2 separate regions of the Mus musculus genome follow, and region 1 is linked to region 2. The links are chromatin loops, found by intact Hi-C in ENCODE. Cell type or tissue: left cerebral cortex. All regions are shown on one strand. Each heading gives the region's core, and the rest is flanking DNA. Links, peaks and the distances in the headings are about the cores only.

Evidence for each region. Peaks named below come from ENCODE experiments on the same cell type or tissue, not always from the same donor. Only the 100,000 strongest peaks of a DNase experiment are listed, where the experiment ranks them.
Region 1: it touches region 2 in a loop (5-fold over the local background); 3 of 42 quality-filtered maps call a loop at or near these places.

What each region holds. Positions count from the first base shown.
Region 1 is chr2:91,151,062-91,156,443 of GRCm38, forward strand. It overlaps Madd (MAP-kinase activating death domain), which reads right to left. Exons shown (of 35, transcript NM_001177720.1): 23 at 4,485-4,587; 24 at 3,952-4,014; 25 at 3,584-3,704; 26 at 3,374-3,479; 27 at 1,393-1,503. Among named protein-coding and RNA genes, the nearest start is that of Madd, 26 kb to the right of the region's middle. In left cerebral cortex, for the core only: a CTCF peak has its summit at 2,463 (motif pointing left); no DNase peak of the experiment used is centred there.
Region 2 is chr2:90,698,350-90,703,731 of GRCm38, forward strand. Nup160 (nucleoporin 160) reads left to right here. Exons shown (of 37, transcript NM_021512.2): 13 at 1,767-1,850; 14 at 2,064-2,234; 15 at 3,664-3,763; 16 at 4,032-4,197; 17 at 4,710-4,837. Among named protein-coding and RNA genes, the nearest start is that of Nup160, 24 kb to the left of the region's middle. In left cerebral cortex, for the core only: a CTCF peak has its summit at 2,848 (motif pointing left); no DNase peak of the experiment used is centred there.

The DNA.
Region 1 (5,382 bases), core at 97-5,096, 450 kb after region 2:
ATTTTTAAGAACTTATTTTATATATATATACACACACACACACATATATACACACACACACACATATATATATATATATATATATACATATGTATATATATACACACACATATATATGTATGTATAATATTTATATGTATGTGTGTATTTATGTACACTGTGTGCATGTCTGGTGCTCTCAAAGGTCAGAAGAGGGAATTGGATCCCCTAGATACAGATAGTTGTGAACCACCATATGGGTGCTGAGACAAGTGCTCTTAACCACTGACCCAACTCTTTAGTCCTTAAATTATATTTTATTTACTTATTAATTCATTTATTCATTGTGTGAGTGTGGGTGGGTGGGTAGTGTGTCTGTGTGTGGGCAGGCATGTGCTATGAAGCTCATGTGCAGGTAGAGGACAGCTTGCAGGAATCAGTTTTCTATTTCTACCACGTGGGTTCCAAGGATCAAACTTAGGTTGTCAGGTTTGGCAACAGTACCTTTACCTACTGAGCTATCTTACCAAACACTGTCTTTTTTTCTCTCTGCAGGCCTGGAGCCCTGGCTGTCTTGGAACTCTCTCTGTAGACCAGGCTTGACACCATGACAGCTTACAAAACTGTCTCTTTTACAGAACAGGATGCATGGAGGTGAGGGTGGGGCTACATAGTTCAGTGTCAGGATAGCAATGTGCCACAGTCTATTCAAGACTGCTTTTGAGTTTTGGTACAAATATTAAAAAGTAATAGAAGGCATCTTAGCTGGACTTTGGTGACTCACACCTTTAATCCCAGCACTCAGAAAGCAGAGGCAGATAGATCTCTGTGAGTCTGAGGTCAGCCTGGTCTATAGAGTGAATTCCAAGACAGCTAGGGCTACACAGAGAAACCCTGTTTCAAAAGAAAAAAAGAAAAAGGAAAAGGAAAAAGAAAAAGAAAAAGGAGGCATTTAAGTGTTGTGATGAGAACAGATTTCATCTCAGATCCGCAGAGGTGTGCAGACCTCACATGGAAACTGCTGTACTCTAACAGCTGGAGGACTGAGAGTCCCCACACTGAACAGAAGGACCAACACCTCACCTGGACTACTGCCCCATTCTCTAAGCTACTAACTATAACTACCCACCTCTAAACTACTAACTCTAACTACCCATTCTCTAAACTACTAACTCTAACTGCCCATTCTCTAAACTACTAACTACCCATTCTCTAAACTACTAACTCTAACTACCCATTCTCCAAACTACTAACTATAGCTACCCATCTCTAAACTACTAACTGTAACTACCGATTCTCCTCTAAACTAGGCATTAACTGGGCTGCATAGCAGCATGGCAGACGTGTTTAGTGTGAAAGCGCTGTATAGGCAGGGGGACACGCAGGATAAAAGGGACGGTCCGATGTGCTCACCAGGCTGTTCAGCTGATCGAGCACCTCATTGACTTGCTGGCTGTACACCAGCCCAATGTGGGACTTTCCCATTAGGCGCCGTACTTTCTTCCTGATGTCATTCTTGTTCACCTGTAAAGCCAAGACAGGAGTCTTAATAAAGGCTCTGCTCCCTTCCCAAGTGAGGCAGAGACAAGAAAATAATCAGTTTCCACTTACCTGAGAGAAATGGAATTCTGAAAGACTATGTTACTGACTATGGCAGAACACTTTCAACTGTGTGTTCTGTCCATATGCTGGGGATTGCCTCTGCCTCTAGCTAGCTTCTACAGGAAAGTGGCTCTTAGAGAGTTGGACATCAAGGAGACACCTCCTCCCATCCTTTACCAACACCACCATAACATCCTCCCCAAAAGGACTTCTTAGAGTATGATTTAGAAACAGTAACACAGGTACAGTAAAGTGGGACGCTAGTACCTGAGACACCTTGCAGGTAAGCACCACCATCCACCCCTGACCACAGGGAAATGGAATTCAAGCATAAAGAAAAGCTTACAATATAGGAATGCTGACTTGTCAACTTGACACAAGGTAGAGTTATCTGGGAAGGACTCTCGATTGGGAAAATCCCTTTGTAAGACTGGCCTGCAGCTGCAGATAAGCCTCTGAGTTGTTTTTTGATTAATGATTGATGTGAGAGCCCAGCTGCTCACTGGGCAGTGCCCTCCCTGGGCAGGTTGGTGTAGAGGTCTATTGAGAAAGCAGCCTGAGCAAGCCAATACGCAGCACTCCTCCATGGTGTCTGCATCTGTTCCTGCTCCCAGGTCCCTGGCTTGGCTTCCCCTGATGATAGACTATCACCAGTTAGCCAATATGCCCTTCTGTTCTCATGTTGTTTTTGGCCATAATGCTTATAACAGCAACAGAAACCTAACTAAGACACAAAATCAACCAAAGCAAAAGGCTCACAGAGTCTGTCTCTGTGTTTGGGAACTGCTCCCTTCACATTTAAAAGCTAGGGAGAGGCTGGAGAGATGGCTCAGCGGTTAAGACTGCTCTTCCCGAGGTCCTGAGTTCAAATCCCAGCAACCACATGGTGGCTCACAACCATCCGTAATGAGATCTGATGCCCTCTTCTGGTGCATCTGAAGACAGCTACAGTGTACTTACATAAACTAGATAAATAAATCTTTGGGCTGGAGTGAGCAAGGCCAGAGCAAGAAGGGAAAAATAAATAAATAAATAAATAAATAAATAAATAAAAGCTAAGGAGAGCTCAGGGAGGCTCATTCTCACAATAATTCTCTGCCACCACCAATCCAAATCCACATTTCTCTTTCAGAGAAGAACTTCTCTTGATAATTTGCAATACACTTCTCCACAATTATAAATATGAAGCCCAAACAACTCACACTAGAGTTACCACTCCTTTGTTAATAAGCAGATACTTTTTGGACAAGATTTTATATAGTTTTACTTGGTCTTGAACTTATAGCCAAGCTTGGCCTTGAATCCCTGATCCTCCTGCCTCTACCTCTCAAGTGCCTTATTTGCTGGCATGAACCATCATGCCAGTAGACAGCTTTTACTAGCTACAGAAAATTCTACATGACAAAGGGCTGGTGCTCAAAAATAAATTCTGAGCCCCTGAAGGTTTTAGAATATACTACTGAAAAAAAAAAAAAAAGAGTATTAAATCAGTTGTAATTTGAGAGCTCTGTTGTAGCCTAAAACAGCTCAGCAAAGGGAATACATCAAATTCAAAGTAAACCAGTAACAGGTAATAATCAATGACTTTCATAACATTCAGTAACAAAACAGCCTGGCAGCTTCAGTTAACGCAACAGTGGGCAAGCTGCCACAGGGGCCTTGAACTTTTCAGTCAGATACTTTGGCAGCTTCCAAACCAGTCCAAAATGTAGGCACTAGACCTAGTCTTGCCCTTCTAGCACCAGTAACAGCTGGACATAAGCAATACGATCAATCAGTACATAAGCAATACCTTCATCAGCAGCATATAGGATATGAGGTTGTGTAAAAGTGTGGCCAGCAAGCGGTCTTCATCATCCTCCAGGCGCTTCCGGTCGTGTTCCCCTAGGGAGAGGTACCTAAGCAGAAACCCAGGCACAAGTTAGTTCTCAGGCAGGAGAGCCCAGGACTACGAGGAAGGAACTGAAGAGGCACAGTGCCAGGTCTTTGTCAAGTCTCATACCTGTCGATCATTTCCTGAGGACCCTGGTCCATACCCATTCCTTCTCTTTCCAACATTACAGCATCTAAGAATGCATCTTCCCAGAACTGCATTTGGTCCCATAAGGTAGAACGTTCTTTGCCTGTGTAGAATAAGGTTATTTCTCGGGTGGGGAGCATGGCTTATTTAACATTTAAGGAATGTAGCTGCTAAATAAAAAGATAGTAAGCCCCAGATAAAACAAGGTCATTCCAAATTTCAGAGCAATGGAAACCAAACCTTTCTCCCAGATCTAATACATTTTGCCTCCGACCCCAGAGACCTCCACGTGAGGCCTTGCCCCTCCCCAGGAGGAGGGATGAGCACATCACACAAAGAAAGGCAGTTACTCAGAGAAAAGGTCTCCATAGCGGCATCCTCTAGCTGGTCCCACATGGATCCTTTGTCCCTTCCTGCCAATTTGTGAGCAGGGAGGAACATGGTAGCAAGAGGAAAGAAAGGAGACAGAAAGAGACAGCCTGGTGAGTCACGCCCAAGCCCAGCTTCATCTAGATCTAGCCCCTGCTTATCCCACAGGTTCCCGGGGTTCAGCTTTTAAGATGCTATCTGGACCACTGAGAGGCCTCAGTGGGTGAAGATGCGTGCTGTCAAGTCTGATGATCCGAGTTCCCTCCTGGAGCCCGCATGGTGGAGGGAGGAAGGAGAGAACCAACTTCTAAAAATCCCATGATCTCCATGTGTGTACGTAGCATGCACCCCTGTCCCCATTAAATAAATGAATATTAAAAAGAAGTTTAAGATGCCATCTGATATCAAAATTGAAATTAATAAAAAGCCAAGCAGCAGCTGTTGGTGCCACCCTCTCCCATGGCTGAGCCCAGCTTTCTTCCAATGCAAGGGGCCTTGCCAGTCTATTTCTTACCTAGCAGTCCCTCATAGAGATAGACTCGCTGGCTTACGTCTTCGGAAGAGCGAATCGGACTACCAGCCGGCTTCTCCTTTGGCTTCAAGCTATGGGCTTTACCCTAGAAAGACAAGATGGTAGGTCAGATGCCAGAGTCACCAACCAAGAGAGACAAAGTGAACCAGGCACCACAGGGAAAGGCTCATGCACATCCATTACAATGGGCATCATCCATTACAACACAGCTTCCCTGCTTATGCGTCGATGCTTGGCCAAAAGTCAACCTAATAACCCTATTTTCTATTACTGCTTCCTAAAGCAAGAAATGAAGTCTTTGTTCTCATTTACCTTTATTCTTTAGTCTCTGTAGTGCTTTCTCTTAAAGCTGGGCACGCCTCTAGTCCCAGTGTGTGGAAGGTTGAGAAAGGAGATCAGTAGTTCAAGGCTAGCCTCAGCTTTATAACAAGTTTGAGGCCAGCCTGGGCCACAAGATCCTGTCTCACACCCTTACCCCACAAAACAAGGTAAAGCTTTTGCAGTAGCATGGCACAATAGAAGGAGCACAGAGTCTGAAGTCAGACTGGCCATGGGTCAAATCCCTACTTTTTATTAATGTTGTAGTGGCTGAGGGTCATTTTCCTTGTCTATAAGAGGAACATTATAATATCTACCCCACAGGACTGGAGAAATGATTAATTGCATTGTTTTTTATTGAATGTGTGTGTGTGTGTGCATGATCACATGTGTGTGCAAGTGTCTGTACGTGCGAGGGCCCAACAGGATACCTTACATTATCTTCTACATCACACACACACAGTTCTCACCTCCACTGTTCCCTAGCACAGGACAGTTAGGGCTGTGTGGTGAGGAGAGCCAGGGAAGGTAACACACGGTCACCAGCATCTTACAGGGATGA
Region 2 (5,382 bases), core at 200-5,199:
AATCCCAAGATTCAGGAGGCCGAAGCAGAAGAGTAGTGAATTAGAGGCAGCTGTCTGTATTGCATAGTGAAACTGTCTCAGAAAATATTTTGTTTTCAGTCATGACTTAAACGTTGTTTACTATTTTACAAAAAGTGTTTTTTGTTATTTGTTGTGTAGTTTTTGAGGCAGACCATGAACTTTTGATCCTTCTGCCTCCACCTCCCTGTAGTTGGGATTAATTGTGTACACAGCAGATCCACTTAAGATCCTTACCATTGCCGGGTGTAGTGGCGCACACCTTTTATCCCAGCACTCAGGAGGCAGAGGCAGGTGGATTTCTGAGTTCGAGGCCAGCCTGGTCTACAAAGTGAGTTCCAGGACAGCCAGGGCTATACAGAGAAACCCTCTCTCAAAAAACCAAAAAAAAAAAAATCCTTACTATTTTTCTAAATATGAATGAACAATTTCTCTTCTACTTTCTTCTCTTCCCCTTTCTTGTTATTGTGAGTTTTTTTGGTTTTTTAAGATTTATTTTATTTTGTGTTATGAGTGTTTGACTGCATGTGTATCTGTGTACCACATGCCTCCTGTGCCTGAGGAAGTGGTGAACATCTCTATGGGTACAGAGACTTGAACTACTAGTCCTTTGCAAGAACCACAGCAAGTGCTATTAACACTGAACCAATTCTGCACGTCCTTTTGTGTGTGTATATGGGGGTGGGGGAGACAGGGTTTCGTTGTGGTAGCCTTGGCTATCCTAGAACCAGCTCTGTAGTCCAGGCTGGCCTTGAACTCCCAGAGATCCACCACCACCTCCTGCCCGGTTCTGTGTTTTAAAGACAATCTGACTATATAGCTAAGACTAGCTTCATATTCCCCATGTAGACCAGGTTGGCCTTGAACTTTGATCTTCCTGCCTTCATTTCTAAAGCACTACAATTACTGGTGTGACAGTTTACAGGCCTTTGACTTTTCTTCAGGGTAGGTACATTTGTTTGTTTATCTGGTTACTGTGTGTTTTCTGTTTTCTCTCTGATAAAACTACATAATTACTTTGGAGTAAAGTGTTCTGTTTAGTTTCTTCTCATCATCATTTTGTCCTTGTTCGTAATTACTAGTTGGGTTGTTTTGGTTTGGGTTTTTCTGTTTTGTGGGTTTTGCTTGTTTGTTTTGTTTTGTTTTTGAGACAGGGCTTCTTTCTGTAGCCCTGACTTTCCTAACTCGTGCATCTTGCTTTGTACACCAGGCTGGCCTCAGACTCAGATCTGCCTGTCACTGCCTCTTTTTAGTACTGGGATTCAAGGTGTGCACTATCACACCGAGCAATAACATGCAGTTGTATAGTAGCATTTTTCTTAGTATCTAGTATATAATTAAGATATGAAAGCATAATTAGTGCAGTTATCAAACTCCTGCTGGCCTCTTTCCTAGGGGAGTGCCCACCATCATCCCTAGCTTTCTCTTATGTGTGGTCCCGGGCTATGTGTCTTTGACATCCCGTAGGCCCTTCTCTCCAAATGGGCAATAGTTATTTTGATTTTAATTGATTTTTTTAATGATCTATGTACTTCATTATAATTCTCTTGGATTCAGATTTCTGGAAGTTATTCTGGTTCTGTACTTTGTTATTGCTGTTAGAAATCATCTGTGCAGAATTAGAGAGGAGGGACTCCTGACATTTCTGAGGTTGCTCTGTAGTTACATATTGCCTTAGGGCCTTTTAGGCCAGACTTCCTTCAGTGTGAGTATTTTATAATATTCTAAAATATTCCTTTTAATTTTAGATTTTCTGCCGAGGTACCGAGAGGAACTTGGATCTTTCATGGAATGAACTAAAAAAGGAAATTACTTTAGCTGTTGAAAATGAGGTGAGATGTGGGAGAGAGTGGGAATGATAATGTTGTCTGTCTAGTTGAACTGTCAGACTTGATCATTTTTATCATGGTAGTAGAAAGTAGAAATGCTTAAGCCTTTTCATCAGGGAGTTTGATAGGTATTTACATATCCCATAGGATTTCATGCATAAGGAATATTTTGTAGAGAAAAAACCCCAAAAAGTTTCACTTTTCTCTGTTTGTCAGCTCCAAGGAAGTGTGACGGAGTATGAATTCTCCCAGGATGAATTCCGCACTTTACAACAGGAATTCTGGTGCAAGTTCTATGCCTGCGTTCTCCAGTATCAGGAAGCCCTCTCCCACCCTCTTGCTCTACATTTGAATCCTGTCACAAACATGGTGTGCCTTCTCAAGAAGGTAAGGGAACTGGAGCATTCAGAGCTCCTCTGCAAAGTTCAATGAGACTATATTGATGCACTTTGAAATTACAAAAACAGCACGATGGCTCAGGCCTGTATATCCTAATATTTAAGAGACTACATGGGAATGCCCTTAGGATCCCAGGTCAGCCTCTGCTTCAACAAACAAAAACAACAATGGTGATAACACAAGAATTTCAGTATTTCCTTCACCCATACTCATTGTTGGCTTCAATTTTGGTGAGAGGGTTGGTTGGTAGCTGGGTAGATCTTAGTGCCAGGGATTGAATCTGAGCCTATTCATGCTAATAAGCACACATAATGCGCTGAACTGTATCTCCAACCCCAGTTTGCTTTTCTGCATTGTTTTTGTTTTCTTCCTCTTTTTCCTCCTCCTCTTGTTCTTTTTCTTCATTTTTTTATCCTGAGTCACTGATGCCTTGATATCGGTAAATATTTCAGCACACATTAACACAGATACTGGAACTGGAGACATGGCTTAATGATTAATAGTGCTCGCTACTTCTACAGAGTAACCTGATTCAATTTCTAGCATTCATGGCAAGTGGTGATTACTTGTAACTCTAGCTATAGGGGGTGAAGCACCCTCTTCTGGCCATTTCCTTGCTACCTTAAGACTACATCTTTTTTTTTTTTTTTTTTTTAAGATTTATTTATTTATTTTATGTATGTGAGTACATTGTTGCTGTCTTTGGACACACTAGAAGAGGGCATCGGATCTCATTACAGTTGGTCGTGAGCCACCATGTGGTTGCCGGGAAGTGAACTCAGGACCTTTGGAAGATCAGCCAGTGTTCTTAACCACTGAGCCATCGCTCCAACCCCCATCTTTTTTATATTGTCTTTTGATTTAAATTTGTTGTTTCCTCACCATTCAGTGTCTAAGTACATTCTGTAGATTTTAAGTTCAGTCTGTAAAGTCTTTGCCGTACAAGCAGAAAGACCCTAGCACCCATGAGGAAATGCCAGCTATAGTTGTGCATGCTGTGGTCGCAGTGATGAGGAGACAGAGACGGCTTGCTAGTCAGCCTACCCTAATTCGTGGTTTCCAGGCCAGTGAGAAACACTGCATTCCTGAGAATGACAAGCAAGATTATCCTGTAGGCATACACACATACACATCACCACTCAGATGAACACAGACACGGGTAAAAAATGGAAGGCTTAGCTCACAATATTGTTCTTTCTTTCTGTGTCTCTGCTGAGAGTCAAACCTAAGGCCTGCATGTATTAGGTAAGCCCTTTACCACTGAACTACATCCCCTAACCCCTTTCAAGTGTTAAAAATGACATGGAAAATTATGTGTACATATTCTACATAGCACAATTTGTTGTGATACATTATGGATTATGAGTTTCTTTTTGAATTATTTAAAAGAAAATAACTGAAAGGTTTGTACTTGCAGGGGTATCTGTCTTTCCTGGTGCCATCTTCCTTAGTAGATCATTTATATCTCCTGCCCGATGAGCACCTTTTGACAGAGGATGAGACGACCATATCAGATGGTAATAATTTTTCTATCTAATTGACCCCCTTCCTATATGAACCTTATATTTTATTTCAGTTGATTGATAAAATTACCACTGTGACCTGTCTTGATGAGTTTACCTTAGTCACTGAAGTTTTTTTTTTTTTTTTTTTAAGCTGGAAAGTCTTAAGTACATATGCTATAGAAAAGGGATCCTTTCTATCTAATTACAGATGCTTCTTTTAATGTATTAATCAATAGACTTTCACGGTTTCAGCCATCGATGTTAACATTCTCTCTCATAGATGCAGATGTGGCACGGGACGTCTTATGTCTTATAAAATGCCTCCGGATGATTGGAGAGTCTGTTACCATGGACATGGCAGTTTTGATGGAAACCAGTTGTTACAACTTGCAATCTCCAGAGAAGGCTGCGGAACACATTTTGGAAGATTTGATCACTATTGATGTGTAAGGAGAATTTAGGGTAAAGTACATTTCCTACTGGAATTTGGCAGTGTTGTTATCACAGATTTTAATATATGGTCAAGTATATAAAAAGTCATGGTTTAATGTTAAAGTAATTTTCCTTGATTCTAAATAGGGTTGGGTGTGTGTGTGTGTGTGTGTGTGTGTGTGTATGCTCAGTCCTGTGGAAGAGTCTGACCTTGTACATTCTAGGCAAGTGTTCTACTCTGAAGCCCCTGTTTCAGATGTTACAGAGGGCAAATAAAAACAAATTCATTAAGTATAATACTTCTGTAATCCCTTAAATAAGCATTATGTTTAAAAAAAAAAAAAACACAAGTATTTTCCTAGAATTCATTTTGTGGGTCATTCCTAAAAAGTTGAGAGTGATTTAATGTGGACTCTGAGTGTCTTGTGCCAGAATGATTATCTCCACTACTTTACTGTGAGCAGCACACATAGAGCCTGTCTTAAATGTTGTCAGTAGTAACAGGAATTTTCTAATTGTCATGTAGAGAAAATGTGATGGAAGACATTTGTAGTAAACTGCAAGAGATCAGAAACCCCGTCCATGCCATTGGACTTCTTATACGGGAAATGGATTATGAAACAGAAGTGGAAATGGAAAAGGGGTTCGATCCAGGTAACCAAGGAAACAACAAGTGTGCTTACAGAACTCAGTGATGTGGGCTCGGAGGCTAAGAGGATGGACTGTTCTTCCAGAGGGGCTGAGTCCACTTCCCAACACCCACATCAGGTGACGCACAGCCAGCCCCAGAGGAGTCTGACATCCCTGGTCTGTGCCACCTGCACTCATGTGCACATACCCACATACAGACACACACACATATAGTTAGAACTAACAAAGCCAGGCATAGTGGCCACGCCTTTAATCCCAGCACTCAGACAGAGGGGGGCAGATCTCTGAGTTCCAGACCAGCCTGGTCTGCAGCATAAATTCCAGGCCAGCCAGGACTACACCTAGAAGATCCCTGTCTTTAAAAAAAAAAAAAAAAAAAACAGAATTAAATGATACATTTAATTCCAGTTTTCCTTCTAAATTTATTACATTTATTTATTTTATTTTATGTACATATATGCACACATGCTATGGTACATAGACAAAGCTCAGAGGACAACATGTAGGGGTCAGCTTTTCCCTACCACATGGGTCCTGCGTTAATTCAG